2 separate regions of the Mus musculus genome follow, and region 1 is linked to region 2. The links are chromatin loops, found by intact Hi-C in ENCODE. Cell type or tissue: heart. All regions are shown on one strand. Links, peaks and the distances in the headings refer to the core of each region. The heading gives the core; the rest is flanking DNA. Region 1 overlaps Pla2g4e (phospholipase A2, group IVE). Region 2 holds the start of Gm52560 (a long non-coding RNA gene).

The links. A loop is a pair of places that touch in the nucleus more often than their neighbours do. Peaks named below come from ENCODE experiments on the same cell type or tissue, not always from the same donor. Only the 100,000 strongest peaks of a DNase experiment are listed, where the experiment ranks them.
Region 1: it touches region 2 in a loop (8-fold over the local background); 25 of 42 quality-filtered maps call a loop at or near these places.

The regions. Positions count from the first base shown.
Region 1 is chr2:120,164,593-120,180,648 of GRCm38, forward strand. It overlaps Pla2g4e (phospholipase A2, group IVE), which reads right to left. Exons shown (of 20, transcript NM_177845.4): 13 at 12,130-12,352; 14 at 9,661-9,775; 15 at 9,061-9,198; 16 at 7,126-7,233; 17 at 6,516-6,719; 18 at 5,437-5,603; 19 at 3,880-4,063; 20 at 1,820-3,458. The coding sequence ends at 3,241. Among named protein-coding and RNA genes, the nearest start is that of Ehd4, 18 kb to the left of the region's middle. In heart, for the core only: CTCF peaks have their summits at 5,022 (motif pointing left) and 6,311 (motif pointing left); DNase peaks (open chromatin) are centred at 6,409 and 9,309; H3K27me3 peaks cover 596 bases.
Region 2 is chr2:120,257,249-120,273,304 of GRCm38, forward strand. It overlaps Pla2g4d (phospholipase A2, group IVD), which reads right to left. Exons shown (of 20, transcript NM_001024137.1): 14 at 13,788-13,905; 15 at 13,347-13,484; 16 at 13,027-13,128; 17 at 12,705-12,899; 18 at 12,273-12,439; 19 at 11,521-11,707; 20 at 8,621-9,617. The coding sequence ends at 9,391. Gm52560 (a long non-coding RNA gene) reads left to right here and starts at 4,003. Exons shown (of 2, transcript XR_003954057.1): 1 at 4,003-5,410. In heart, for the core only: a CTCF peak has its summit at 8,506 (motif pointing left); no DNase peak of the experiment used is centred there; H3K4me3 peaks cover 546 bases; H3K27ac peaks cover 294 bases; H3K27me3 peaks cover 3,470 bases.

The DNA of each region.
Region 1 (16,056 bases), core at 4,340-12,339, 93 kb before region 2:
CCCAGTGGCTTCTGGGTTTTTTTGTTTTTCCTCTTAAAAGAAGAAAAAGAAAAAAGAAAAGAAACGTGTTAGTGTACCTGCATGTGCTCATGAGTGTGTGTGTATAGGTGTGCATGTGCCACAAAGCACACCTCCACACCGTCATGTGGGGTCTGCGATTGAACTCAGTGGCCAGGCATGAATGAGTTTGTTTTGTTCTGTTTTGTTTTGTTTTGTTTTACTTAAGGTTACCTATTGAGTCATCTTGCTGCACTGGTTTCTGGTTTTTACCTTATCAGATTATAATTTTATCCACTGCATCTCTGAGTGCATGAGTACACTCCACCTCAGGTCTCAGCTCTCTTATCAAAAGAGGGTGGGGAGAGAGAAGGAAAAAGAACTTAGCAACCTTTAGAGATAGAACTTGAGAGCAAATAAAATGTACACACGGTCAGTGCCAAGACGTGAACTGCGAGTCTCCCCTGAGGAGTCCATGCTCGCTCACACTGGGGCTCATCTCATTTCCTGCTTCCCTTAGGAAGAACACGCTCCCGATTAGATGTGTCTTTTTTTCTTTCTTCTGGTCTCCTCTCTCTCTCTCCTATTTAAGCCTATATTAAAATCTCCCCAATAAAAATGCCAACTGTGGGGCTGGAGAGATAGCTCAGCAGTTAAGAGCACTGACTGCTCTTCTGAAGGTCCCAAGTTCAAATTCCAGCAACCACATGGTGGCTCACAACTATCCATAATGAAATCTGACATCCTCTTCTGGGGTGTTTGAAGGCAGCTACAGTGTACTTATATATAATAATAAATAAATCTTTTTTAAAAATACCAACTATGCTTCACAATTCTAGGTTGTCCTGAAATTCTTTCTGTGTTGAAGCTAGGAATCCCAATTTGACCTGAACCAAAGCTTGACCAAAGCTTAGGGGACTCCTCAGGATGCTGAGTGACAGCATGACTCTGTCTCACTCCTGACAACCAAAATCTCTGAGTTCCTGGGAAGCAAATGGTTTGCAGCCTGCTGTGCACAAAGCCCGTGCTTCTGCTGATGCAGGCAGTCTTTAGCTTCCTTCGGTTCTTTCTGCCAAGCACAAGGACTGGAAGCAGCTCAGCTGCCCCACGTAGTGCTCCACTAGCTGATGACAACTTCATACAAACAGGGGAGTCCTCACTGCAAGCAGTGGCCACCCCTGCAGCAGTCAAGAAAGCTCTCTGAGCCGGGCGTGGTGGCGCACGCCTTTAATCCCAGCACTCGGGAGGCAGAGGCAGGCAGATTTCTGAGTTCGAGGCCAGCCGGGTCTACAAAGTGAGCTCCAGGACAGCCAGGGCTATACAGAGAAACCCTGTCTCGAAAAAACAAAACAAAACAAAACAAAACAAAAAAGAAAGCTCTCTGAAGAGACATGTGTGGACCAGGTCCCCTCTACTCCTAGAAGAAAAGAAAGACCAGAGGAGGGGGCTGGAGAGATGGCTCAGTGGGTAAGAGCACTGACTGCTCTTCTCAAGGTCCTGAGTTCAATTCCCAGCAACCACATGGTGGCTTACAACCACCATGAGATCTGACGCCCTCTTCTGTTGTGTCTAAAGTCAGCTACAGTGTACTTATGTATAATAATAAATGAATCTTTGACTCGGAGCAAGCAGAGGCTCAGAACCAACTGTACAGCTACAGTGTACTCACATACATAAAATAAATAAAATAAATCTTTGAAAAAAAAAAAAAAGAAAGACCAGAGGAGTGAATTGTAAACTGAGGGCAGAGGCGAGAGTTAGGAGCAAGGATGGGAGTCAGAAGTGCTTTGTGGCACCAGAAATGAAAACAGATGAACCAATATTCACCTTCATAACCACTTTATTCTGTGTTCAAATGGTACAGTGCTCTTATAAACTTTATATGCTATGGTGAGTCAAACCTTGCAAAATACAAGGTTCTATCTTGGCTCTCTTTGACAATTCAGAGCCTGTTCTCTACATGGGGGAAGCAAAAGCAATGCCAGCCAGCTACTCCAGTGGAGGGCTAGAGGAGGTGATGAACATCCAACTCACATCAGCAACACTTGGGTAGGGACCAGTTTTCCAGGCTCAGAAGCCCAGCTTATCAGTGGCTCAGCAGAGTCTATGGACTCATGCTCCCCAGGCTGGTAGGAGAGTGTGATAAATCCATCCTTCCCCAATGGTACCCACACAGGAGTCAACCCCCCTCACTGACAGGTAAGGCTGGAGCAGAGGCACTGGTGTCTCTTCACAGTATGGGTTCCTGTAGGTGTGGCTGGGTCTGGGCTTATAGCCAGGCCCAATCGAATCCACTTTAAATAGCAATGATGGAACCAGGAGTCCATTTGAAACATATAAACAACACCGTTGGGTGTCATTAATCTCTCAACAACCAGGACTGTGGAGGGATCATGTGGCTCAGAAAGAGGCCCTTGTCCTCCAGGCACGTTGGGCTCCCCAAAGGCCACATACCTAGCTGCCCTTTGGCTTTTACCTGCTCACTGCAGGGACCCCCTTCTATCTTTTAGTGAAGCCAGGAGGCTGGGTGTCCGGGTGTCCAGGGCTTCCCCAGAGATTCTCCTCCAAAGCTGAGGTCTTTGTCAGAGTCCTAACTCACCATTCTGAGGTCATCTTTCCTAACCTTATTCTCTGAGTCACTGTATAAGAACGTAGATAAATCGGCCATAGTGTTTCTGTGATAAATAAGAAGAATCATACTTATAAATAAATAACCCCATCTGCAAGCCAGAGAGATGCCAGAGGACGTTACTGGCGCCAGATAGCGTCATGCACCCGGTGCCGCTTGCCCACAGCCTGCCAAGGCTTCCCTGGATCCTCACTCTGTGAGCTTCTGCTGTTCTTGGTCTTCCTGGACATTTCTCTAGACTGGCCATGGAAGGAGGAAAAGGAGGGGAGGGGATGCTTAGGGAACTTTTGCCTCCAGCTCGAAGGGTGAGGGCTCTTGGGAACTAGCCACTCTCTGTGCCCACATATTCACATTCTATACTTGAGACTGTGTGGGAGTCTGTGACCCTGGTACCTTCCTTGCCAGAAAGTGGAGAGAAGCCCCAGGGGTATAAAACCCAATAGACTCTTCTTTTCTCTCTCACCTTTGTTCATTTGTAACATTTTACTAGAAAGCCCAGGCCAAGGTGTTGCGACCCTAGCCAGAGATCAGGGACAGCTGTGTGTGAGGTCTGCTTTGGGGGCGATGCTTCTGACAATAGAAGCAGACACGAGATAGATAGGACTCCCCCAGGCCTAGGAGGGACACTGGCTCCTCATGCGTTTCTTCTCCATTGCTAGTCTCAAGGCCTGAATGAGCTTATCTCTGTTATTGAGGATATTATATTCTGAGAGCTTCACCAGCTTGTCGAAGGCGGCCTCTGTGTACGTCAGCTCCTTGGTGGCATAGGGAGACTTTGGTCCATAGATGTTCAGCTGGCCCAGTTCCAGCTCGTCAGGACTTCGCTCTACACCTTGGGGCAGGAGGATATGTTATAGACACTTATGGTAGATTGTAAGGACTTGTTTATACACATAGACACTTGCATGTATGCACTCTCACACATATGTGTGTGCTCATACACAGACACACACAGAACAGACACACAGTCACACAGACACACACGTACGCGCGCACACACACACACCCTACATTTCTCCAGGCAGAGGCACAGTTCCTTTCTTTCAAGAGTCTACATAGCTGGGTATCATAAATTGGTCAAATGACTAACAGAGCAGAGACCATGTTGCCAACTCATGGATAAAGATGGAAGGAAGAAACTCTCTTTCTCTCTCTGGGCTCCGACTAGAGCTAAGCCAGGTGTCCCAACCAGGAGATTTCATCTATGTCCGGTGGGAACTGGACATAGAACATACAACATAGAGGGGGCTTACCTGGAGCCTTGTACTTCTGGAAGGTGTCACTGATGAGTGGGAAGTAAGCCACGATGGGGGCGTCGGGCTCCTGGGGATTCTCCATCACGTAGCACTCCTTGAGACTGTTGTCATCTTCCAGGATGGAGAAGCTGGGGAAGGGGATCTTCTGCTCGGTACAGTACTCACAGGTTTGTTTCAGGGGCTGCAACAGCATGGGAGAGCCGTGAGCACTGGAAGCCTGGGGTAGGGAGACCACACAGAGGTCCTGGGACTGGTTTCCTGATTGTCCTAGCTAACACTGCTCCCAACCTGCTTTGCCACTGTGTGGAATTTTTAGGGGGAAAAAGAAAAAGCTAGCTCAGGACAAAAAGCCCAGGCAGTAGGCTAGTGCCTAGCCAGCCTCGAGCTTCTTCCATGAATTTTTTAAACCCAGAAGCCCTGCTACTGCTACATCGACTAAAAGACAGACCAGTGAGATAGCGGGGGCATCCTGTGAGATTAACAGACTCTGGGCCCAGTCCCCTGGAGTCCTGACTAGCAGTGTCCAAGGGCTGGACTTTGAAAAGGTGCCGTTAAAAGTCCGAGTCCTGTGCCTGCCTTACTTGCATGTGTCCAGCTAGCTACTTAGTCTTGGTTCCCACCTCTGACCTAGGGATAGCAGTGACTGTGCCATCTACATAAAGAACTGGTGCAAGGGCCAGGTGAGAGCCTGGGTAGGGAAGTACACTGTCATTTATTTACAAACCCAGGTCACGATCATTGCTCTCTCTCTCTCTCTTTTTTTCCGAGACAGGGTTTCTCTGTGTAGCCCTGGCGTCCTGGAACTCGCTCTGTAGACCAGGCTGGCCTCGAACTCAGAAATCCGCCTGCCTCTGCCTCCCAAGTGCTGGGATTAAAGGCATGTGCCACCAACGCCCGGCTCATTGCTCTCATTTTTGTCTGTAATTCCCTTCTTCTCCCAGCTTTAGGCTGGATTTTATGTCAAAGTCAACCGGAAAAAAAAAAAAAAGAAAAGAAAAAAACAAAACAAACCAAAAAACAAAAACCAAAAAGCTCAGGATTTTCCCTTAAAGAGAAAGTAGTAGTAGTAATAATATAAATTCAATTCCCAGCAACCACATGGTGGCTCACAATATTTCTAATGGGATCTGATGCCCTCTTCTGGTTTGTCTGAAGATAGCTACAGTGTAGCCATATACACTATATGTGTGTGTGCGTGTATCAACAATACCACCATTGGTCACCTGTGTGATCATATGGAAAAAAATTTAAAAATAAGATACTACAAACGAATCATGATTTTTTTTTCAGCTGAAAAATGACCAAGTATATCAGATGCTCAAACGTGATAATAAAGTTGCCATTTACTGAGTGCATGTAAACCCCAAGTCCCAGCGCATGAAAGCCGGCCAGTTGCCTGTGAGATTTAGTCCTCTAGCCTGCACCGTGCCATGCCTTAGTCTCAGAGTGTGTTTGCAGAGCACATTCTTCCATTGCAGCCGCTCAGGCCTCTGAGGTGATGGTGCTGTAACCGCGCAGGAGCCCTGAAGCCGGGGATGTCTCTGTAATACTTGCCTTTGTCTGGGATCCTGCGCAGTAATTGAGGTGGATGATAAGGTCGACTTTTCTCTCTGGCCTAAGGAGGGGTGCGTAGCTGGAGTTGACAAAGAACGCAGTGTCCAGCAGGTTCAGGTGTTTTGCAAACTGTGTCAGCTGGTTTGGGAAGGTGTCCAGTACTGTGTCTGAAAGTCAAGCCTTCTCGTTACCATCCTACCAGGTGACCTGATGTCAGCTGTGGGTGAGGTGAAGGCCCTGGTATGTACTGAGTGCCCTCCCTGGAACTTTCTCTCTTCAGCCCCGGCCTCTAGCCTCCCACATACTCCCTAGGGCACTGAGTCCTACTTTTCTGTGTAGGCTAGTGGACACCAGCATGCTCTTGAAGCTTTAGCAAGTCTTCTATGGGTTATGCACACAAACCCACTGTGACCCATCCATAGACCTAGTGGTGAAGAAAGGGCTTAAGGGCATCTTATAAACTATGGATACCCACGGACCCAGAGTTATCAGCCCCGTTGTCACCAGAAAGCAAGGACAAAATAACAGTCCATGCTGAAGGGAATTTGCAGGCTGTGGACAAATAAAACAACAGAGAAGATTGCCATATGGTGGGATAGGACGAATGTTAGCCCTAGTCCCTAAAGCCTTTTCAAGGAGGCATACAGAATCCCAGCTATGAGAGTGTGGCCTAAGGCCTGGGGCTGTGAGACTGAGCTGGGTTGTGTGTCCTCAACTGCAATGGGGGCACCACTCACAGTCAAAGGTGCTCCCAAAAGATATTGCTAAAAAAGTCCATATTTTTCCATTTGTACAACTGGGCCAACTTCTGAAGCTGGAACTGCTAGGAAGATTCTGTGGTCACAGTCAATTAACTAATTAATGCCTATATTGCCCCCTGCTGGCAAAGCCATATTCATTCAAGCTCTCAGTCATAAATAGAGTGTCATGCCCTGCCCCACTCCCCTCCTCGCCACCTCCCTTACCCAAGCTGGCTGTGTTCTGCCCATTAACATGACCAGAGGAGACCATCTTCCTCTATGGCCACATCCATGCTTGCTTTTCCTTCCTCCCAACTTTGCCAGCCCAGGTTGTGGTACCTTTCCACATAGAGAACTGCCTGTTCTGTAAGTAGTCAGTATGCAGCTGCATCCCGTACAGGAAGTTGTGGAACTCAGACACGAAGGGCCTGCGTGTGAGGATTTCTCGGAAGGTGTTGGACAGCCATGTCGTTGGGATCACTACTGTGGTCTCTAGGGGGTTATCGTCACACCTAGGGATTTCAGGCAGGATGGGATCATCTTCTGTAGGGAGAAGGGATAGAGGGCAGGTTACAAAAGCTGGGGTAGTACCTGGTTGCTTGACCCCAGAGAGCGATCCATTTTATGAGACAAGGGTGGAGGATATGGAGGGTATAGAAAAGGAGAAAGAGAAGGTAGGAAGGCCCCGGCGAGGATGGCGAGCCCAGAAGTTTGGTTTTTCTCTGTGCTCACAGATTCCCTAGGCTTATCAGCTCTCTGGATATCAGAAGCATCCTTCTGGCCTCAGCATGAGTACCGCCTACAACCGCCCTGCCCCCAGTGATGCTCTAGGCAAACTGCCTTCCCATGTCTGGGGTGATGTGGAAACCCTGACAGGCAATCAGTCCTTGCTTCATGACCCATACCCAGTATATTCACTACCCAAGAGGGGAACTAGGGTGTCACCCACCGATGTCATGCAGTCTCTCCCTTGTCCACCTATAGAAAAACTCCTCTGAGGTGTGAGACAAATTCCAGGCATCAAGCAGGTTCAGGGAAAAGATGCTACTCCACAACCCTAGAGAAGCAGAGAGGTCATGAGCAACTGTCCCCAGACTCCCTGCCTGCCCACCCCAACTCTCACTGGTTCGGCCTTATCCCCATGCCTACTCTAGGCCAGGCTATTTGGAGGGTGGGGCAGGGCAGGGCCGACTTGGATTTCTGTCTCCCACAGGACAGTTCTATGCAGACTGACGGTACCAATGCTCAGCTCTTTTTCTCCCTTCCCTCAGTGCAGGGAGCAGGGAGTGCTTAAGGCATAGCTATGTCGGGGAATGACAGCTGAAAGTGTAGGCTTTAAGTTCAGGCCCTGCTCTGATCTTGCATCAGTCTACATGAAGAAAGCATTAAGACAGTATCTGGTATACAGTAAGCCTTGATACACATAAGGCTGGATCTTACTTTTAATGTAAAATTTATATAGTAATATTATAAAGATACATTAAAATTTCAATAATAATAATAATAATAAAGCCAGATATAGGAACTCACATCTGTAGTCCCAGTAGGGAGGTTGAAGCAAGAGGACTGACATGAATTTGAAACTAGCCTAGGATATTTATAAAATAAGTTCCAGGCCCACCTGGGCTACAGAGTGAGACCCTATCGCCAACAAGCAAATACTAATGATTATATTCTTAACTTAATTTAATTTCTCATCTTACATGGAGATGAGAAAACAGGTCCAGAGAAATTAGGTAATAGACAACCTCTGTGCAGCTAACATGTGAAGAACCAGATCAAACTGATCTACAGGTTTGAGAAGCATATGGGACCAAGTCTCAGGGAAGAAGGAACTGTGGGTTGTGAGCTGCAGTGTGGAGTTCGTAGAAGAAATGAGCCTTGAGTTAGATTTTCTGAAATGGGTTGCTCTGGAGTAAGTCGATAGACATCCTGTTTAAATAAAAGAAGTTCAAGCCGGGTGGTGGCGCATGCCTTTGATCCCGGCCCTCGGGAGGCAAAGGCAGGCGGATTTCTGAGTTCGAGGCCAGCCTGGTCTACAAAGTGAGTTCCAGGACAGCCAGAGCTGTCCTGTCAGTCTGTCAGTATACAGAGAAACCCTGTCTCCAAAAACAACAACAAAACAAACAAACAAAAAAAGAAGTTTAAACAGCAGCCCTTGAAGCTGTAATGATAGGCTTATTTTCTGAGGTCACTTTTTGCAGATGAGACTCTGAAGCAAAGGACAAAGATTGGCTGTCACAGTCCGTGGACCCTGTACTCAGTGACCTTGGCTTCTGAGGAACCAAAGAGCAAGGAACAGGGAGCTGGCTAGGCTTCCCCAACCAGTGGCTCTGTCCTTTCTGTTGGGGGTCTTCTCTGCCTGGGATCTGAGATGCTGTGTCTTTCCTGCAAGCAGACCCACTGCTGCCTGGAGCCAGGCAGGGAGAAAGTTGGGGTGCTAATCTTCTCTCTCATGGGGCTGGAGAGATGGCTCAGTGGTCAAGAGCACTGACTGCTCTTCTAGATAGAGGTCCTGAGTTCAAATCCCAGCCACAAATATCTTTTTAAAAATCTTTTTTTCCTATCTCAGCTTTCCATATCTCAGATCTTCCATGCAAGATCTTCTGAGTAAACCTCAAATAGACCACAGGAGCCCAGGGTGCTGGGATCCTCCCTTTACTGAAGTCTCCCTGGGCCTAACAGGCTTTGGGAAGATTAGAGCAGTTGCGATCTGGAAGTAGATTCAGGAGCTCCTCCTGGTTTCATGCAAAGCAGCAAATCCAGAAAGTTCAAGAGCTCAAGGCTAAGCAAGGCGACCAGCAATGGGCCCGGATTCTCCCTGTTATCTGTTAGTCAAAGGCAGGCCTGGCCCTCTCTGGGGCTGAGTATCTTAGGGAGTCACCTAGCATGTAGCACATCTCCGGCTCAGGAATCCTCTTCATCAGCCGCCCCATGAAGAACTCGGAGCCAAATAACTCGCTGGGGATGAAGGCTCCGTACTTCTGCATGCCCACCTCGTAGGGGGAGAACTCGAACCATTCTGTACACAGGGAACAACATTAGTCTCAGGTTGGGGAGTCATCCACACAGCCTTCCCTCCAGCCCCCCAGTGGCTCCAGGGCCATGGGGAGCTTGCGATTGCAAGTTGCAGTTCCCCTTTGTTACACAAGGGGGCACTTGCTGCAGGACAAAACAACTCTACAAATCGCTGGGCTCAACTTTTGCTCCCTGAAGTTGGATAAACAGGGGCAAAAATGGACCCTTCTACGTTCCCCTTTTGAGCAGCCTGAGAAAATCTTAGAGTTTCATTTTTCACCGTCTTCATTTCTCACTGACTCTTTAGATAAGCCCCGGAACGTTAGGAGACACTGCCTGATCGGCTCCACTTATGAGGGAGATTTCTTCAGCTGTGGGGCACTGTTTATTGATGTGGAGATTGGTAAAGGGTGTGTTGTACCCGCCAAGAAGGGACCCCATCTAAGTCACTAGCCAGCAGCGTTACCTCTGAAATCCTGGTTGCTTACATCATCCTTGACATTGATGGTGAGGTAGATGGGCAGAGGGTTCTGTCCCCTGCACAGAGCAGCTCGCTGATCTGACAGCTTGCATTCGTTTTTCTGTAGGGACACCAATGCTTAGCGGAGGTTGCTGACACTAAGTCAGTGAAGAACAAGAGAACAATCGGAACCCTTAACAGCTATTTCCAGGCTCCAGATGCCCCCAGGTGACTTGTATTGGCTGCAGCCGACTGGAGCTGTCAACTCTTAAATGCATTTGGAGAATGCATAGCTTCTTCTTAGGCTGCCTGGCAGCTAAGTAGGGTGGGGCTGGCTCTGTAATTTAAGGCTGTCTCCTGGGGTCTCAGGGTTCTCGTGTCTCAGGAGCTAGAGGATCTGGTGGAGGTCAGAAAGGGCACCATGGTTCCTTCTTAGTGCTATTATTTCCCATTCACTACTGAACCTGAGTGGCACCAGGAAATTTTGTCTTATTATTTTGGTGTGTTGGGTTCTCTCAAAATTTAAGAGGAAAATCTCTTTCCCCTGTCCCTCCCTCCTTATTTCTTCCTTCCTTCCTTCCTACCTTCCTTCCTTCCTTCCTACCTTCCTTCCTTCCTTCTTTCCTTCCTACCTTCCTTCCCTCTCTCCCTCCTTTCTTCTTTCCTTCCTTTCTCCCTCCCTCCCTCCTTCCTTTCCTCCTTTTTTTCCTTCCTTTCTCCCTCCCTCCCTCTCCCTCCCTCCCTCCTTTCTTCCTTTCCTCCTTCCTAACTAGAGGCTTAAAAACCTGAAAGTAGGTGACAGTCTAGGTAAACCCCAAGTCCCAAGAGTTCTGTGTGTCATTAAGGCAAATCCTGACACCTGGGCCACTGTGTCCCAAAGTGAATCAGGCAGCACAAATGAGGCAAAGCTGAGGTACTAGGGACCCAAGCTCTGACTATCTGTGGTTACCCTGTGCATAAAGACTCCGGACCCTGGGTGGAATGGCAAACACTTGTGCTGGCCAACAACTCTTAGCCCTTCTCTGAAGCAAAATAGGGTACTTATCACACGTGGACCCAGAGATCTGAACAATATAGGATTAAATGTCCTAAAAGTAAAGCCACAGACTCAGGGAAGAGCCCAGTTGGGTCAGGAGTACTGGAGGGCAGTGGGTTCCTGCTGCAGCCAGAGTGGAAGAGCAGAGGCCTCCTCCTAGCCGTGCCTCTCTCCTCCTAGCCCAGTTCTTCATTGCACGAGAGCCTCAGAACACTCAGACTCTCTGCCTAGAAAGCTGTCGTGTTTTCTCCTCATCATGTGGGCTACTATCGATTATTATTGCTACAAATTGTTTTGATGCCCGTTGTGATATTGCATGCTTTTAATCCCATCATGTGGGAGACAGAGGCAGATGGATCCAAGGCCCTCTTCTGACCTCTGTGGGCACACGTGGTACAACCCCCCCCACCCCCCACAGACACCCCACACACACACACACATACACACACGGAGGTGAAACAATCATACACATAAAATAAATCTAAATAATTATCTTTCACCTAAAAAAAATGAAAGAGGAATAAGTAAATATTACAGATGAGAGCTAGCCCAGTTTGGTGGCACATTCAGGTAATCCCAGCACTTGGAAGGAGGAAGCAAGAGAATAACTACAAGTTCAAAGCCAGCTCCAACTATGTGAGTCCCAGGCTAGCCTGGGCTATACAATGTGAGACTTTATCTCAGAACAACAACAAAAAATAAGAGTCAACTTATTGTTGACTGCTCAAAATGCCTCATTTCCTTTTCTTTTTATGTGTTTCATGTGTTTATATGTGTGGTATGCACACATATACTTAATGTGTGTTTGCATGCATGATGGTGTATGCAAGTGTGTATGTATGTATATATGTATGTATGTGTGTGTATGTGGGTGTATGTGTGTGTACATGTGTATGTATGTGTGTGTATATGTGTGTATGTGTGTATAGATTCCAAGGTTGACATCAGCTGTCTTCTTCAATTGCTTCTTACTTTGTTTGTTGAGGAAGGGTCTCTTGCTGGATCAGGAACTTAACACAAGGGTCTTGCTGTGAGTCTTTCCAGGCCACACAACACTTACATGCTTCTGTTTGGTTTTTCCTTGTCTTTGTGGGGTCAGACTGAAAGCATGATTAACAGCTCTCTAGCTCTGCTCAGCTCCTTTCCCATTTTCTCCTGTGGATGCTTTGGAATGGCTTTCAGAAAATACGCTTCGTGTATGCAGGGGAGCACCCAGGCTCGCCCAACATGGGGTCTTAGTTCTCTGAAAGGGATGTGAAAGATGACCTCACCATCTTTATCACCCCAATATGTGTTTGGACACCCCATGATTCTTCCAGCATGATGGTGCACCTGCAGGTCTAACCTAATGTTTTTGGCCATAGAGGCTCAGAGGAGGAAAGACTATGATTTGATACCAGTCTAGGCAGGTGGGACCCAGGAAAGACTTGAACACTCACTTTATCTCCCAGACTGTACTCGATCAGCTTGCCCCAAAAGTCTGTAAACGTGGTCTTATAGCCCTCCTGGCTATGCTTTTGGAGGTCCTCTCGCCATTTGTAGAGCTGATCTGGGAACAGGGCAGGCATCTTGTCTTTGACAACATGTCTCCGGGCCTCAAAGACAACAGTCTCCAGGTTTTTGGAGGACCACTCAGGATCACTGTACAAGGTAGCCATAGTCCTGGTGAGAGACAAGCACAGATGACCCTAGACCTGGTCTGAGCAACTCTATGTCCAGATGGGACAGAAGATGGGCAGATCATGAGATCATGGGGAGTCCCAAACCTGGCAGGAGAAGAGCCCAGAGGAGAGGGAATGAGGGAGGCCTGTGGCAAGAGACAAGCAAACACTGCACCTCGTAACTGACCGTTTCCCTCTCTTGAATGCATGTTGTATGTTGGGTGTATCACGATAGTTGAGATAAGAATTCTGGGCTCAGGGCTGGAGAGATGGCTCAGTGGTTAAGAGCACCGACTGCTCTTCTGAAGGTCCTGAGTTCAAATCCCAGCAACCACATGGTAGCTCACAACCACCCAGAATGAGATCTGATGCCCTCTTCTGGTTCTGGTGCATCTGAAGACAGCTACAGTGTACTTAGATATAATAATAAATAAATCTTAAAAAAAAAAAAAGATTTCTGGGCTCAGATCTTCCTGGGTTCAAAACCAAGCTCTACCACTCACTTGCTATGTGATCTTGGGGAAGCTACTTAGCCACTCTTTGCCTCAGTGTCCCTAACTGAAGTGGCAAAGAATTGTGATTGGTGTACCCAGCTCATACAGTTCTTGTAAAAAAAAATTAAAAAATCATAAAAGCTAGCATTGTGTGAAGCACCAGAGCTGTGAAGAGGTAGGGATGGGAACATCTGATTCCTGGATTGGCTGATTCCGGACTAGGACACTAATTCAAGCTTCACTTCCTGGAGCCCAGAGCTGCTCTTCCAGAGGACCCAGATTCAACTTCTAGTACCTACATAACAGCTTACAACTATCATTAACTCCAGATCTAGGGGATCCAACACCCTCTTCTGGCCTCTGCAAGCACCAGGCATGCACATGCTGCACAGAAATACATGCAGGCAAAACACTCACATACTTAAAGTAAGTATTGAAAAGGTTTGTTTCATCTCGTTGCTCCTCCTCTGCCTCTTCTCCTTCCCCTTCTTTCTCATTCTCCACCCCCTCTTTTCCTCCTTAACTTTTATGTGAGCCGGGCGTGGTGGCGCGCACGCCTTTAATCCCAGCACTCCGGAGGCAGAGGCAGGCGGATTTCTGAGTTCGAGGCCACCCTGGTCTACAGAGTGAGTTCCAGGACAGCCAGGGCTATACAGAGAAACCCTGTCTCGAAAAACCAAAAACCAAACCAAACCAAACCAAACCAAAACAAAACAAAAAAACCTTTTATGTGGACTGTGGTGAATGGAGGCAGCAAGGCTGGGCCTGAGGTCCTCTCTGTCTCCTGCTTGCCCCACAGAAGTCCAGCATGGCTCCGCTGAAGCGACTTAACTTTACAGTTATTTGGTAGCGGCCTTTGAACACAGGCCCTGGACTGAGTTAAAGCCCAGGTTTGGGGTCCAGTAAGATGGTTCAGCAGGGAAAGATGATTGCTGACAAGCATGGCTACCTGAGTTTGATCCTGGGCATCTCTGTGGTAAGAGGAAAGAACCAAGACCTGAAAGTTGTCCTCCACACGGGCATAGTCACACAAGCATTGTGTGAGTACACACGGACACATAATTTAAAATAATCTTTTAGAAGAAAGCTTTAAAAACTCCAGTCACGAGCTGAATGACCTTGACAAGCAATGGTCAGCTAACTCTCTGTTCTCCAGTTCAGTGGTCCTTAGCTGGGTCTGGGTCTGACTCTGTTGGATCAAACTTCTGTATGTCAACGTAGGGAAGGGCCCTCTTTATTCTGTTCCAGAGCACCCACAGTGGCAGGAGAATTTGTCTAAGGACTCCCAATATACAAACAAGTGTCTCCTTCCTTCTTAGGACTGGTTCCAAGAAAGATGGAAAATGGTGGGATTTCTTCTACAGATAGTACCCTGCCCTCCATAAAACTTATTTGTTACTTTCATACTTTTGAAAAGTTTCCCCAAACCCATTGCTAGTGTTTTATTAATTTAGTCTTCATTTATTAACAGGGTTTTATATAGACCAGGCTGGCCTCCAACTCAGTAGATAGCTGAGACTGTCCTAGAACTGCTGATCTTCTTGCCTCTTTCTACCCCCTGAGTGTTAGCTAGTATTAGAGGCATGTATCAGCTTGTTAATCTTTGTTGATTAAAAAAAAAAAAACTTAAAAATTGATTTGTTTATTCTGTGCTCTGTTTGAGTGTATACCTGACTGCCAGAAGAGGGCACCAGATCCCATTACAGATGGTTGTGAGCCACCATGTAGCTGCTAGGACTTGAACTCAGGACCTCTGGAAGAGCAGTCAGGGTTCTTAACCACTGAGCCATCTCTCTAGCCTGCTAACTGTTGTTTTAAAAGGCAATTTTCCCCATGCTTTCCCCAGTTCAGGGGCCCTGTGAATGTTTTACTTTGACATTCTGACTGGGCCTGAGGCCCTGTCTTCTGTCTACCACACAGTAGTCCAACAGAATAATACAGTGCCCCCATCCCTGCTGAAACAAGTTATCATTTTAAACATGTTTTTTTAATTATTATTACTGATTTTATTTTTGTTTGAGATGGGGTTTCATAATGAAACCCCGGCTAGTTTGAAACTTGGTAAGTAGATCAGGCTAGCCTTGAATTCACAAAAGTCCACCTGTCTCTGACTCCTGAGTGCTGGGCCACCATGTCCACTATAATAATAATAATTTAAAAAAATATGTGAGGCATTGGATCCCCTGAGAACTGGAGTTGCCGGCACTTTTGAATTTCCTGACATGGGTGATTGGAACTAAAGTTGGTTCCTCTGTAAGAGCTGCATGCTTTTCATAGCCAAGCATCTCTCTAGTGCTGTGACTTTATCTTTATAGCTATCTGGGTGTAGCCACTGAACCTGGACCCTGGATGGAGTTTAGATTTTAGATCTATGAATCCTGACATAGGTGACCTGGGGCTAGAACTTGTGCTTCTCTGCTATAGAGTAACAGTGGAGTCATTATGGGTGACCTCCTTACCTGCAGGTTCTTCACCTAGAGAGCTAACCAACTGTAGATTGAAATCATTCAGAAAACTCCTTCTGTTTACTGAACCTCTGTGGACTGTCATTATTCCCGAAATAAGAGAACATATCTACTTACAAAGAAATTGCATTGGTGCTGTAAGTAATCTAGAGATGACTTCAGGAACCCCTTAGGAGTGTGTGGGGGACATTATGCAGATAAATTGCCATGTATATAAGGGGCTTGACTATCAGCTGAGAGAAATAGATCCCTGGATATCCTGTAACCAGTCCCTTTAGGATGCTATGCCAGATGCAGAGGACAGCACTTCAACTTGTCCCACCTGATCCAAAGCATCTGAGGAGTAGCTATCAAGGGGGCTTCCCAGGACAGGTTAACATCCAAGCCCTCTGATCAGAGCCACGAGTTGTTCCACAGAAAGAAAAGGCACAGCAGAGGGACTGTGCCCTGACACAGTAAGATGTAGCTCTGGCTAAGAGGCATCTAGTAGTCACAGGGATGATTTTACTGAGCCCCTCCCACTACATAAAATATTAAAAGGTCTGAGTTAAGACTCTGGTGTATAGGGGCTGGAGAGATGGCTCAGCGGTTAAGAGCGGTTAAGAGCACTGACTGCTCTTTCAGAGGTCCTGAGTTCAATTCCCAGAAACCACATGGTGGCTCACAACCATCTGCAATGGGATCCGATGCCCTCTTCTGGTGTATCTGAAGACAGCTATAGTGTACTCACATACATAAAATAAATT
Region 2 (16,056 bases), core at 5,144-13,143:
GAGCACCCACATGGTGGCTCACAACCATCTTTAACTCCAGTTCCAGTAGAATGCCCTCTTCTGGCTTTCTCTGGCATTACACACACACACACACACACACACAACACAGATATACACGCAAGGAAAATACCCATACACATTTTTAAAAAGTCAATAATCATCTCAAGGTACACTCCAGGATCTTATCTCCAACCTCAGAGTTTCATCTGCTTTCTTCTACAGGCTGTGCCTCTCTCTAGTTAAGGCATTCTTGGGGTTCATCCTCATACGGCAGCCCCTTCCCCATGAAGGCTAGATTCAACGGGCTTTCATCTCCTGAGTTCTTCTGGGAGGTGAATACCTGTAGATCCATCTCCCCCTGCCCATCCCACAGGGGCCCATGGCCTTTTTCCGACTGGCATGCAGTTAATACACCTGAACACCAGCAGCCATGTGTGGTTTTTCTTCACCTTTATCTAGGTAGCAGCAGGTCACCCAGTCCTCTCTCTGTCCATCGGCTCTTGCCTCAATGCTCACTACTGGGTATTAGGTAGGATGACCAACTTGTTTCCATGTTCAGGACCTTCTCCAGACAAATTCTCTAAAATGCACAAAAATTCTTTCATATTAACAACCTATTCTGTGCTGAGCAAGCTCACTCTCCCTTAACCTTGAGCAAATCGGGACCAGGTTGCACCACAGACCCAGCTGTCCTAGATTTATGAGATAGTGAGAAATGTTTGATCCCTGACTCCTGGAAGATTGGCCAATCCAGTGATTGCCAGTGTTTATATCTGGGATTTAGGATTACCAGGAACTTGTCATAACTGTGGAAATGGGTTTTGGTAGCACATGGGATGACATATGAACTGGCAAGCAGCCTAGATTTAGATCCTGGTTCCTCCCTTGATGGCCCTGGGGCCTGGAGCCACCTGTCACCTCTGAAGATAATTCTTATCTTCCTAGGCTGTTGTGAAAACTAAATGAGAAAATGAAAATTTGTAGCATCTCACTGATTATGCTCAGTAGACGGCAACTATCACTTCAGTTGTTGCTGATGTATGGAGCTGACAAATCGTTATTCCCAAAGACCCATGTCTCCAGCTGTTATTATGAAGTGCTTCATAAATACAACGAAAGGTAAACTAAGGAGGAACGAAATAGTCAACTCCCACCTGGCTTGGGCTGAAAGTATTGCCCACATTTCTGAAGTTCCTCTGTGCCTCTCTCACTACAGCCTTCCCTATCAGGATAACACCTCTGGGCTGGCAAGATGGCTCAGCGGGTGAGAGCACTGACTGTTCTTCTGAAGATCCTGAGTTCAAATCCCAGCAGCCACATGGTGGCTCACAACCACCCGTAATGAGATCTGATGCCCTCTTCTGGTGTCTAAAGATAGATACAGTGTACTTATAAATAAATCTTTGGGGTGAAAGAAAAAGGATTACATCTCTGAAATGTATGCTTAACTTTTTTTTTTCACTTAAAAATTTTTACATGTATTTCTTTTGTGAGCGTGTGTAACAGGACACATGTGTAGAGGTCAGAAGACAACTTGCAGAAGTCAGTTCTCTCCTTCCATGAAGTGGGTCTGAGGCTTGTGGCAAGCACCTTCATCCACTGAGCCATCTTGCTGGCCCACTTAGGTTTTTCATATGATTCCAGGCCCTGCTCGCTCCAGCTCAAAGATTTATTTATTTTTATATATAAGTACACTGTAGCTGTCTTCAGATACACCAGAAGAGGGCGTCTGATGGATGGTTGCTGGGATTTGAACTCAGGACCTTCAGAAGAGCAGTCAGTGCTCTTAACCACTCATCTCTCTAGCCTGATGTATATGATTTTTAAGATGTATAAGTTTATGTGCACTGCATGCATCCAAGGGCCTGAGGAGACCAGAAGAGGGCAGCAGATTCCCTGAAACTGGAGTTACAGACAATTGTAAGCCACTATATGGGTGATGGAAACTGAACCCATGTCTTTTGCAAGGGTATCTATCCAGTGCTCTAAACCAGTGATCCATATCTCCAGCCCCTCCATTCCTTGGTTAAAGGACATTATTTCAGTTTGTGCTAGCTTTTCTACTAATGTAGATGGTGCTTTTTATAGTCTTACCCTCATGCCTGTACAGGTCACTACATGGTATTGGTCTAATAATATCAAAGGACTTTGTTGATTGCTCAGTGTTAAAAATCTGCTGGCTACTCTGACTTTCCAACGCCTCAGAATTCTGAGTCTAGCACGCATGCCATGAAACTCTTTTCCTCCATTGTACACTGGAATTTCTCCCCCCACCTCCACAGGATGGTTCAGCTTAGAATGTTAGGTCAGTAGTTTTTCTGTGTGTCACTTATGGAAGGAAGGGAGGGAAAAAGAGAGAGATAGAGGCTAATGTCCCAGTCTCAGAGTCCACTCTATAGGTAGAGTCAGTGTCAGTCCCATACCTCAGGCAATCTCCATCTTCCCACTGTCCTTAGACATTCTCCTTGCTTCCCAGGCTCAGATGGTAGAAGTCACTTCTGCCTCATACAGACTCAGGTTCAAATCCAACCTGAATGTGCCCACCTCCTCACCCTGATAAAGGCTGTGAAAGTCATCTGCTCATCTCTGAGCCAATCTTTGTGGCTAGGGGAAGACGTGTCTTTGCTTGGCCAGGCCCCAGCTACAGGCCCACCACTTGATTTGAAGTAGAGTTAGCCAAGATCCCAGGCTGTGAGCTCAATGAGAATAGGGGGACATTGCCTAGGAAACCTCTAGTGCCTATTCCTAAAAGGGTAACAGCCACAGCTTGAAACAGTGAGTCCCCACTGTGTCCAGACTCTCGGAGCGGAGCAACCTGGACAAGGCACTTCGTCTTCCTGCGAGTTTTGCTTCTGCCTTGTGTGTGTTTGGTTTTAGTTCCGTGTAGCCCAAGCTGGCCTCAGATTCATTATGTAGCCAAAGGTGACTCTGAATTTCTGATTTTCCTCCCAGCGGCTCCTGAGTGCTAGGATTACAAGTATGTACTGCCATGCGGAGATTATATGCTTCTGGGGGTTAAATCCAGAGTGTGGCGAATGCTAAGCAAGCATTCTACCAACTGGGCTCCATCCCCAGCCCCAAGTGTGTGCTTCTCTGTCTGTGGATGAGAGTGATACTCTGAGGGTCTCTGACATCCTGCCCTGGGTGGTACCTGTGATGTCTTCCTCCCCTTTGCTACTTCCCTGCCTTGTAACATCACAGCTGGACCAATTACTTCAGAGACTCACACATTGACTCTCCAGCCCAGCAGTGCACTTCCTGGGTTTATCCTCAGGAACACCCACTGTGCTTCTGAGAGCACCTCTGAACATGGTGGTCTTCTCAGGCACCTGTCTCTTCCCAGGCAGTTCACTGAATCACAGATACTCAAGTCACAGGTCAGGAGTCTTCCCAGAGCCCTCAATCTTCTATTTCCTGCACTTTCTTTAAAATACTGACCTCTTCCATGAAGCGCAGGCAATTTGCAGCCTCCTTGATCATAGAGAGCCAGCTAAGTCAGGCTTCTATTCCTGCCCCACGGAAGCTAAATGAGACACAGGAGCCATGATAAAACAAACAAACAAACAAACAAAACAAAACAAAACAAAACAAACAAACAAACAAAACCGCAGTGGGGCCTGGAGAGATAGCACAGAATTAAGAGAACTGGCGGCTGTTCCAAAGGTCCTGGGTTCAATTCCCAGCATCCACAGGGCTCACAATTGTCTATAATTCCACTTCCAGGGGATCTAATACCCTCACATAGGCATGCAGACAGGCAGAGCACCAGAGTACATAAAAATAAATCAGAATGAAAGAAAGAAAGAAAGAAAGAAAGATAGAAAGAAAGAAAGAAAGAAAGAAAGAAAGAAAGAAAGAAAGAGAGAGAGAGAGAGAGAGAGAGAGGGAGGGAGGGAGGGAGGGAGGGTGGGAGGGAGGGAGAGAGAGAGAGAGAGAGAGAGAGAGAGAGAGAGAGAGAGAGAGAAAGGAAAAGAGGTGGTCACTTGGGAGACAAAGGTAGGAGTGATTTCCAGGCCAGTCAGGTCTATATAGCAAGATCCTATCTTAAACAGAACAAATTAAAACCAACCAAAAGGAAAAGGGAGGAGGAGAAGGAAGAAGAAGAGGTAGAAGAAGAAATAATGAAGGTGGTATCCATCCCAACCTTGTTCCTAAATCTTAAGAAAACAAACTAAGACCTCTTCGCCCAATATGGCAGGCTTTGTTTTCCCTGATGTGCATCAGTGTGAGCTGGTGGTCCACAGAGCCACAGAATCAACAGGACTTGTATGTGTTAGGGTTGATCCCAGGGTGTGGCACTCATTCTACCAACCGGGTTACACCCACAGCCCCAGGTGTCTGCTTCTTTGTCTGTAGAAGAGAGTGATACTCTGAGGGTCAGGTTTCGGTTCCTTGCCCCACAGAAGTTAAATGAGATCCAGGAGCTGTCATATTCTGAGGCTGTCTCTTAGCAATTTTGGGGATTAGTCCCAAGACCTCCCAAGATCCACAGATGTTCCAACCTCTTAAACAAAAGGACACAGTGTTTGTATAAAACCTACACAATCTTCCCATATAGTTTAAATGATCTCTGGGTGATTTGTAATTCCTAATACAAGGAATATGGCATATACAGTTGCTATGCTGTGTATTTTAGCAATAATGACAAGAAAAAATCTGTTATGTACAGATGCAATTGTTTTTCTGCATAGTTTCAGTGGGCTATAGATATACTGTGGGAGGTGGGTGGAGACAAAGAGAGAGAGAGAAAGAGGAAGAGAGAGAGACAGAGGTAGAGTAACTGAAAGAAACTGAGAAATAATTGAAATAAGTAGTTTCACACCATTGAGGAAGCTTGATAAGTCCAAAATTTGGTGGAGGAGGCCAGCAGGAATTCCCAGGGAAGACTTGCTATCTGAATCCAAAAGTGGCGTCATCAGAATTCCTGCCTCCTCAAGCCAGCCTATCAAGACCTTCGAGTGACTGGATGAGGTCCACCCACATGATGGAGAGGATTCTGTTGCATTCATATAGTAATTTCCATGTAAATCTCATTTAAAAGAGAAAGTCAGAGAAACCTCTAGAATACTGTTTGAATCCATTTCTAGGCACTGGGGCCCAACACTGACAATGTTAACCACCACAAACACCATGTCCTATATCAGGGTATATAAATTTCCAAGTTAAGGGCTTGAGATGGTTTGAATTTGGTTGGCCCAGGGAGTGGCACTATTAGGAGGTGTGGTGTTGTTGGAGGAAGTGTGTCATTGTGGGTGTGGGCAATGAGACCCTCCTCCTAACCACATGGGAGCCTGTCTTCTCCTAGCAGCCTTCAGATGAAGATGTAGAACTCCCAGCTCCTCCTGCACCATGCCTGCTTGGATGCTGCCATGCTCCTGCCTTGATGATAATGGACTGAATCTCTGAACCTGTAAGCCAGCCCCAATTAAATGTTGTCCATATAAGAGTTGCCTTGGTCATGGTGTCTGTTCACAGCAGTAAAAACCCTAGCTAAGACAGGACTTTTGAAAAATTCTGAGATTGTGTGAAATTTTATCAAGAATTACTTTCTTATTATTTTTGTTTGGTCTCTTAGTTGATACTTTTTAAAAAGTTTTCTGACACAATGCTATTCCTGCTATATATATCTTGCTCAGGAAAAAAAGATAATCAGTCTAGTTATTTGTGTTTGCCATTCCCATGACTACCACCTGTGCTGAACAGAAGGCAGAGCTAGGATATGCTGGGTCTTCCTGCTGGGCTTCATGTCTCTGCCTGTCTGCTCTGGGCCTCCTGAGGAGCCCATGGGCTGCAAGATGAGCAATATACCTCGACATCTGTGAGTAGGGCTGACACCTGCTGCTGTCAGTCCTCACCAGATTGGGAAGGGTGATAGCAGGGGAGACAAAGGCACATGCACACTCATGTGCCAGATATGGCAGTGGTCTCAGTCTGCCTCAGGCTGAGCATTCTGTGACCTCACCCCAGCTCTCTCTGACTTTTTCAATGTCTCTGAATGGATGGAGACTCTCCATCCATTTGCTCACTCTATGCCCCTCTCACACTCAAGAGCCTGAAAGCCTGGAGGTGCCCGAACCCCAGAGCAAAGACAGCTTGCAGCGTGCCATGTCTTCCTGGGTCTCGAGGTCACTGCTACAGAATGCATCTACAGCCTGAGGGAATGGCGCTCCACTCTCCCTTACCTCACTCAATTTTGGACCAGGTGGTTGCATATTTGAAGGTCCTTAGGACCACCAGATGCTGGAAGAGTTCAAACGTAGAGCTTCAGGAAAGCACTTGCTTGTCCTGGAAGTCTGAACAGTACTTCTAATCTTTAGTTCCTGCAGCCCATCAAGGCTAATGACCCCAAAACCATGGCATTCTGGGGCTTAGAAATTCCTTCTTAGGGTTGAAGGCAGAGACCAGACCTCACTTTGTATGAAGTTGGCTATCCATAAGTAGGATGTGTTATGCAAGACACAGGGTGTTCCCAAAGACACAGAGCTAAGTACTGCTTTAGAATCTGGGGACCGGTGTGGAAAAGGCACGTCTTGGTCTGTCTTTCCCACTTTCAAGTTTAGTGAGTTTCTATTTGTCTGTTTCGTCGTGCTTTGTTTTAGTTTAACATTCTTAAGATTTTATGTGTATGAGCATTTGTCTGCGTGTATATATGTGCACCATGTGAATGCCTGTTGTCTGTGGAGGCCAGAAGAGAGCATTAGATCCCCTGGAACTGGAGTTAAAGATGGCTATGAGTTACCATGTGGGTGCTGGGAATCAAACCTGGGTCCTCTGCAAGGGCAGTGCTCTGACCTGCTTAGCCCTCTCTCCAGCCCCTTAGACATTTTATGTTCCATCCATCCACCCATCCATCCATTGTAAGTGTATACTCATTTGCCACAGGTCAGAAGGCAACTTTTATGAAGTTGTTTCTCTCCTACCATGTGGGTCCAAGGGATTGAACTCAGGTTGTCATCTTGGCAGCAGGTACCTTTACCTGCGGTACATCTTACCAGCCTTGATTGTTTTGTTTGTTCATTTTTGGTTTGGGTTTTATTATTTTGAAACAGGGCCATGCTATGTAGACTTGGCTGGCCTGGAGCTCCCTGTGTAGATCAGACTGACCTCAAACTTGGTGCTAGGATTAATGTTATGTAACACCATGCCCAGCTTCCTGGTAGTTTTTTTGATGAAGATGATGTTGTTGGTTGGTTGGTGTTTGTTTGTTTTGTTCTGTTTTTGAGGCAGGGTTTTGCTGTGTAGCCCAAGCTGGCCTGTAACTTGCAGATCCCGTGTCTCAGATTCATGAGTGCTGGGAATACAGATGTGTACCACCATCCTTGTCTGTATTTAGTGATCTTGAGAAAGTTGCTTAACCCGTTGATGCCTACCAGCCAGAGACCACCAGGAACTTTGCTGGTAGTTGACAAATTTCATTTGTGGTTTTACCCAAGGAGGCAGCACATGGGAAACTGGAGAGCATCTCAGTAGAGGTGAGGGTGGGACTGAATGAAGGGTTTGGGCTTGTGAGAGATGATTTTAAGGGAATCTTCAAGGTAGCAAAGGTTTGCCCTGGCTTGGGTGCTGTCAGGAGAGAGACAGATATACAAGTGTGTATCTTCATAACTTTTATCTAGGAGGTAGTGAGTGAAGCAGGGATAAGAAGGCATGAGTGGTATCTTATCCACTCTTGAGCCAAGATCAGCTAACGTGAGTCAAACCTGTGACAGTCTTGACTCTTCCATGCTCAGCCACCTTAGGGAATGGTCGTCCCTTGTCTTGTTCTGTCACTGCATGGTAACCATGGTAACTGTTGTCACTATCACTCTGTGAGAGTGCTGCGGCCACAGGAGGGTAAGAGCCTCAGGGCACTCAGAGGCAGGAGCTGGTTTTCCTCCTCTCACTCCTGAATCTCACTACTGAAAGCACAGACGTGGTGATACCATCTGACATCACCGACCACAGTGAGAACGAAGAAGCTCAGCACGCAGCGCCCACGTAAAACAAAGTACCATGCGCAGTACACTGCACGGACACGGTGGCTGGGAAAAGCAAATTTATGGTATTACAAGAAAGCAAATCAAAGCCAGATACGGAAGAGGCAGCTGAGGGAGGACCCTGTGTGGGGACATCAGCTGAGGCCAAGCCCTGAGCTGAAGTCTCTCCTAAAGTTCCCACTTTGCCTCCTGCCAATGGAGCGAGTGTGTGTGTGTGTGTGTGTGTGTGTATAAGTGTAGGAGATAGAGAAAGATATGATAGCAATACACATGAAAAATTCTATGACATTGTCAGTGCAAGGGAGGTCAACATCCAAAAATCAGTAAATGGAGTGAGGCGCATGGATAGAATATAGGGAAAGACTCGCATGGTGGCTCACACTTTTAATCCCAGCACTCGCAGAGGCACAGGCAGGCAGATCCGGTGAGTCTGTGGCCATTTGGGTCTATATAATGAGATCCAGGCCAGCCAGGGATGAAGAGTGAGACTATCCCATCTTTAAGGGGATGTGATGCCCTCTTCTGGCACTTGGGTGTACATGCAGACAGAGCAACTTGTATATTAAATAAATTAAAATTAAAATTAAAAAAAACATAAAAATAAAAACAAACCCACCTGAGTATCCCAAGAGAGGCAAAAATTACGCGACAACATTCAATACCTTTTTATGATATCACTAACAACAAAACCACTCAACAAACTAGGGACAGAACAGAATGTTTTCAATCTGACAAAACCCAAACCCACTTAAGATTGAACAGCAAAACGGTAGGAAGCCTTGATGCTGTCCTTCCATATCAGAAATAAAACCAAGGATGGCTACTCTTGCCGTGTCCGTGGAGCACAATGTCCAGGATTCTAGTCAGGGCAATTCAGTCAGAACAAGAAATAAAACACATTCGAACCAGGAAGGAGGAAGGAAGACCATTTCTTTCATAGATCGCAAGATCCATAACTGAATTCCCTCCAGAATCCACCAAAAAGTATTCAAGCTGGTGAACTGAAGATTGCAGGATTCAAGTTCAAACTACAAAAACTAAGGAGATGTCCATTAGCAGTGAACAGTCTGCTGCCATCAGGTGTCTTATGTACGTGTCACAGGAGGTATTCAATTCCTCTAGGACCAACTGGAAACACAGGGAAGGATGGAGGGTGGGGTACGCCCTCTGGGCAGTGAGGCCAGCTGCAGTGGCTTCCATAGGTGTGCAAGACTGTCGCTCAGCCAGGCCCTGAGGAAGCTGAGCCCCATGGAAGGGGTCCTTTCCCTCCAGCCAGAAATACAAATGTGGGTGGAGAACTGGAAGCTCCAGCCAAAGGCACTGCCACTGTGCCTAGATGCAGGCTGAGTTAAGCCCTTGGAAGTTGGAGGATCATAGTGTGGTCTTCAGAGCCTCAGAGACCCCCTGAGAAGCCTCACGTCTTCACTCCCAATGGCCTGGTCTCTGAAGCCCTCCGTTTCAGAACTGTCCTCAGGGCCTGCAGGATAGTGCCCTGGTTGTTCTGAACATTGTAGTCAGAGAGCTGAAGCAACCGGTCGAAATCTTCGTTCTTGTAGGTCATGTTGTACATGAAGTAGGGGGAGGCAGCCCCTGTGAGATTCACCTGCCCAGCCTTGAGCTCATCAGGGCTGCGCCTGACACCTGCCAAGGATGAGAGGAGGGTCAGGAGCAGGGCCCAGAGGCCTCCATAGGTGTGCAAGACTGTCACTCAGCCAGGCCCTGGGGAAGCTGAGCCCCATGGAAGGGGTCCTTTTCCCTCCAGCCAGAAATACAAATGTGGATGATAAGAAACAAGTTTGAAGTAAGAGGAGTTTGGTCCCCCCTACAACTCCTACAACACATCCCATAGTTCAGACAGTTCATGGGGTTGCCCCACAGCTTCTTGGAGAGTCAGAAACTGAGAACGAGCAAAATTGAGATTAACGAAAGGATTCTTAAAGTTCCTGGTGGGAGCAAAGAGAAGACTTTCTTTGGAATTCTAAGGCCTGGCATCTGGCTACTTAGAAGGCTGAGGCAGGACTGTAAATTCAAGGCCTGGTCTACAGACTGAGATCGCAGACAGCCTGGACGATTAAAACATGGGCTGGGGATGTAGCTACTGAGCTCTTGCTAATATGTGGAAGAACTTGAAAGAAAGAGATAAAGAGAGAAAGGGAGAAAGGGGGAAAGGGGGAAAGGGGGAAAGGGGGAAAGGGGAGGGGAGGGGAGGAGAGGGGAGGGGAGGGAAGGGAAGGGAAGGGAAGGGAAGGGAAGGGAAGGGAAGGGAAGGGAAGGGAAGGGAAGAGAAGGGAAGGGAAAAGGGAAAAGGGAAGGAAAGGGAAAAGGGAAGGGAAGGGAAGGGAAAAGGGAAAAAGGAAGGGAAAAGGGAAGGGGAAGGGAAAAGGGAAAAGGGAAGGGAAGAGGGAAGGGAAGAGAAAAGGGAAGAGAAAAGGGAAGAGAAAAGGGAAGAGAAAAGGGAAGAGAAAAGGGAAGAGAAAAGGGAAGAGAAAAGGGAAGAGAAAAGGGAAGAGAAAAGGGAAGAGAAAAGGGAAGAGAAAAGGGAAGAGAAAAGGGAAGAGAAAAGGGAAGAGAAAAGGGAAGAGAAAAGGGAAGAGAAAAGGGAAGAGAAAAGGGAAGAGAAAAGGGAAGAGAAAAGGGAAGAGAAAAGGGAAGAGAAAAGGGAAGAGAAAAGGGAAGAGAAAAGGGAAGAGAAAAGGGAAGAGAAAAGGGAAGAGAAAAGGGAAGAGAAAAGGGAAGAGAAAAGGGAAGAGAAAAGGGAAAGGGAAGGGAAGGGAAGGGAAGGGAAAAGATGTGGGATCCGGGAGGACAACTGAGCAGTAAAAGTACTGGCTGCTTTTCCCGAGGACCTGGGTCTCACTCCCAGCCCCCACATGGTAGCTCACAACCATCTTTAGCTTCAGTTGCAGGGGTTCTGATACCCCTTTCTGGCCTCTTTGGGCCCCAGGGCATGCAAGTGGTGCACAGACACACATGCAGACAAAACACCCATATTTCAAAAAGAAAGAAAAAGAAAGAAAAGAAGAAAAAGTAGAGCCTTAATCCACGTGTGATAGTGCACTAATCCCAGCACTCAAGAAACTGAGGTTGAGGCCACATGTCGACTGGGGCTGTCCAGAAAGACCTTATATCAAAACAATCAAAAGAGAGTAAGTCTGGAAGGGTCAGAATTATGATCTCAACTAGAAAACTGGGGGGTAACGCACAAAGGCAGGCAATAGATTCCCCCACCCAAAGTAGACAAAAAAATCTGCCAAGCTGGTGGAAAGGGGGATGGGAAGGGATGCGAGGAGGGCTGAGATCGGGAAGTCAGTTGAGGAAAGGCTTAGTCCCTGAAAAGGGGTCCCAGGCCACACCGGGCACAAAACAGAGGGTCACTATAAAGTTCCAGGATAGCGACAAGTCCTTGAAACCCGAGAGCTTCACAAAGGTGTGAGCATCAGTGCCCAAGGCCAGGGAGGCGTGGCCAAAGAGCCCAGAGCCCAGCCCAAAGCCTTTCCTGGAGCTGTTCTGCCCACCAGGGAACCAGAAGGGAAGATGGCCTCACCAGGGGCTGAGTGATCCCTGAAGGAGTCATTGACCAGCGGGAAGTGCAGCACAACGGGTGCTTCCGGGCAGGTGGGGTCTGAGAAGAGGTAACATTCCTGGGGCTGGCTGTGGTCCTCTGGGCTGGGCTCCACACGGGGGAAGGGCAGGCCCCGAGCTCTGCTGTATTTCTCAGATTGCTGCAGCCCCTAGGGGGAGCAGAGAGCGGCCCAGAAGGAGCTGTGTTATCTCAGATTCACTGTAGGTACGTTCCAGTTCCCACTTGCTCCCTCAGCGTCAAGACAACAGCCTGGCCTTGCGCTGGCCCAAACTAAGGCCTCCAAGGGAATCCAAGGATCCCAGTAGTTAGAAATTATAGGTGGGAATGAAGATCCAGCAGCCTCCCCCACCCCCCTACTGTTATTACAGCATCAGTTGAATCTTAGCCCTGAAGAGCTCCAGTAGTGGACCTACATGTGATGCTGGCTGGCACTGCTGCCACCCAGACTTCCTAGGGAAAGTTGGGAGTTGGCCGTGGCAGTGCTTGGGGTCCCTTGCCAGCTCTGTTGTTGTATCCCAGAAATTCCCATTCACCTGTCTTGGGATCTCAGAGCTCAACCACCATCGCCGCCCTTCCCAATGGAGGACCCAGAAATACCCTATGGGTTACAGCTCCCTCCCTTAGTCATGGGAAGTGTGAGGCAGAGACCCTGCTGCTCATCCGTGGAGATGAACCTGGCCCCGCAGAGGGGTTCCCGCAGAGTGACTAGGCACCTTAAAGGGAAGGGATTGGTTGTAATTGAAGGAGATTATGAGGTCCACTTGGCGACCTGGGCGGAACAGGGAGGGACAGCTGCTGTTCATGAAGCAGCCAGCATCAATTAGGCAGAGCTGAGGGTCCTGTGGGGTCAGCTGATTCGGGGTGTCATCTAGGTTGCAATCTGATAGACAAGGCAATGCTGGTTAGAAGCAGTCACCCTTCCATAGGTAACGGCAACTCTCCTCTGATCCCATTCCCCTCCATGTCGCCTTATGTCTGATGTCACTCTTTGAATTCAGACCTTCCCCTAAACCCACAATGGGATCTCCAGACCACACCCCAGAAGAACATACATATGACCTCCTCACAAACCACTGCCAGCTATCAGCCACAACACAACCCCAACCAGGAGTCCGGTTGTGGGGACACATGGCCATGGTCCTTACCCGCCCAGGTGGAGAAGTGTCTCTGGTTACAGTAGTCCCGGTGCAGCTGGAGGCCATGGAGGAAGTTGGCGCTACGCTGGTGGAATGGCCTGCCAGTCAGAAAGCCCTTAAGTGCCTGGGCCAGAGCTGTTCCAGACTCCAGCCATGGGGCCTCCACACCAGAGGAGGTTCCTGCTGAGCCTGAGAACTCCTTCTCTGCATCAAGAGTAACAGACATTGCTTGTATGAGAAGCCCAAAAATACCTGTTCATGACCTCTCCCACCAGCCTCCAAAGGGGAATGGTCTCAGCCCGGGCTCCCCACTTCAACACCCCTCATTTACCTGAGTTCCGGACATCCACAGGGAAATTGTTTGAGTCTTTCCCATAGGTGATGTCATACCAGATATCCATCAGGTTCACAGAGAAAAGGTTGCTCCAGATACCTGAAAGCCAAATTCCCAAGAGGGGCCAGCCCTTAGATCCCTGTACCCTGTCTTTCCCACAGGGCACCAAATGATCCCCACTCTTGGGTCCCAGTAGAAAATGGGTGTGGGGAAAGAGCAATTTCATCAATACTCTTCCCACTGCCCACCTGTCCCTCACCCTGGGGTTCTGCCCAGATCTGAGCTACAGGAGTCCTACCCAGGAAGATAGGGCTTACCTTCCAGAAAGCAAATCTGGGACTCGGGAAGTCTCTTCATCAGCCGTCCCATGAAGAACTCAGAGCCGAAGAGCTCAGAAGGGACAAAGCCTCCATATTTCAGAAACCCAACTTCATAGGGAGAGAACTCTACCCATTCTAATGGGATGGAAAAGAGAGGCGGGGATGGGAGAGAGAGAGCAGGGACTCACAGGTCTGTTGAGAGCCTGTGAAACTGCCCCTTGCAGGCCTTTGGCTCCCTCCTGTCTGTTACCAACCCTGCAGGTATGAGGGAAGCAGACTCCTGGGTGACCATTCACTTATCCCTGTCCACATGCACAGACAACCCCACACCCAAGGACACAGTGCTCCGAGGGATGGCTCCCGGGCTCTGTGATACTGAATTCTCTGGGGTGTGGAGGAGTTGGAGTTTGTTAGAGGATGGGATGGGCAGGACTTTACCCTTGAAGTGGAGGGTTTCCAGATGGTTCTCTTTGACATTGAGGCTCAAGTAGAGAGGCAAAGGGTTCTGACCCCTCTCCAGTGCAGCTCTCTGTCCTGACAGCTTCTGATCTGTCACCTAGGGTCAGAAGCATGAAGACATGTCTCGGAAGCAGTAACTCCAACAGGTTCACGGCAGGGTAGGGTAGGAACATCAGAGTTCAGTGAGGAGGCTATAGCCCTGCTGAGGTCTGGAGGCTATGAGTGGCTGTGTGCAGCCAGCTCTGAGCAGCTCCATATATAGTCTACCATATCTCCTCCCATTCTGTCTTCACAGACATCACACAGACACATACACAGACACAGAGACACATGCACAGACACACACACACACAGACACATGCACAGATACACAGTCGCACACAGAGACACACACACAGACACACACAGAGAGACACATGCACAGACACACACACACAGACACACACAGAGAGACTCATGCACAGACACACACATGCACAGATAAACATAGACACAGAGACACATGCACAGACACACAGTCACACACAGAGACACACAAAGAGACACATGCACAGACACACACACACACAGAGACACATGCACAGATAGATACACAGTCACACACAGAGACACAGAGTCATACACAGAGACACACACAGACACATGCACAGACACACACATACACATACATACATACACACATTCATACAAAGACAGATACACATCACATATACCACACAAACACACAGAGACACAGACACATGCACACACACACACACACACAGAGATAGACTGTCACACACACACACACACACACACACACATACACACACACACACACACACACACACACACATACACCTTTCCAGGAAGCACACAGCAATCTTTTTGCCCACATTCTGCCCAGGGATATACCACCCTTTTCAGGTTCACTTTAATGCAGCTCAAGTCTCAGCTTCTTCCAAATGCTTTCCTGACATCCCTGCTCCATCAACAAAATATTAAGGAAAAAAGTGTTGAGAACTGAGGATGTAACTCAGTTGATAAAACAGTTCACCTAGCATTCACAAGACCCTGGGTTTGAGCCTTCACACTGCATAAAACAGGCATGGTGGCACATGTCTTGTAATCCAAGCACTTGAGGGATAGCAACCGGAGGATTAAGAGTTCAAGGCCAGCCTTAGCTACATAGCAAGTAGGATGCCAGCCCGAGCCACATGAAACTCTATCTCAAAAATATTACTATAAATCATATACATAAACTCATGCTGATGCCATTATTAGAGGATCAAATGATAAATAATAGGTTTTTTAAATAACCAGGGTCAAGCTGTAATTTTAACACCTCCTTTGTAAGTACACTGTCATAAGCTTTCCCCTCTACGTCAATTAGCTGTTGCCACCAGACGGAAACGTCAGTAAAAGTGCAACACATCCTGAACTGAATGTGAGCTTAAACAGTAGATTCAAGGGACACACGGGACACAGTAATACAATAAAGGCATTTCAAGCAATTACAGTGGTCTGACAAATTCAATGAGGTTTTGATTAGAATCCCAATGTTAATACTGAAACGTGACTAACTGATTCTGCAATGAGGACTAGAAGGCCAAGAACTGCCAGAATAATTTGAAAGAAGAATCTGAGTAGATGCTCATTGGTCGGCAGAATTAGTACTATGAGACTAAGCCTTCTAAACACAGCAGAAATGGTGCACATAAGAACTCACAGATACTGGAGGCACACACAGGGGCTGTGCACAGGGGCTGCACCAGACAGGGCCCAGTGCTAAGAGGAGAAGTGGACAAGCTCTCTCCAAAGACAGCCTCTTACAAGCAAAAACTTATTTTTCTCCAACAGGATCTCACTGGAGATATAATCCATTCTTAATAAGGGCAAGCCCCACACCCAGCAGTAGATGGCTAACAAAAAAACCCTAAATCAGTGGCATCCTTGGAGGTTCATAATGCTTTGTCAGGGCATCTGTTTTAACCTTTCAGGTCACTCGTGTATATATTATAGCTGCTGGGTTTGTGGTTTTGTGGAATTCCTGTGTCTATGCACATGTGGGTCTCTGTGCCTGGTTTTCATGTGGTTTTTCTTTGGCTCTTTTCCATTTGTTCTATTCAGATTTGTCTGTTTTTCTTTTATCTTATTTTATGATTATTCTTTAGCTGCCTGTGTGTTTTGTAATGAGAGAGAAGAAGGGTATGGATCTGGATAGAAGGGGGGGAGGATCTAGAAGCCGAGGGAGGGAAAATCAGAAGAA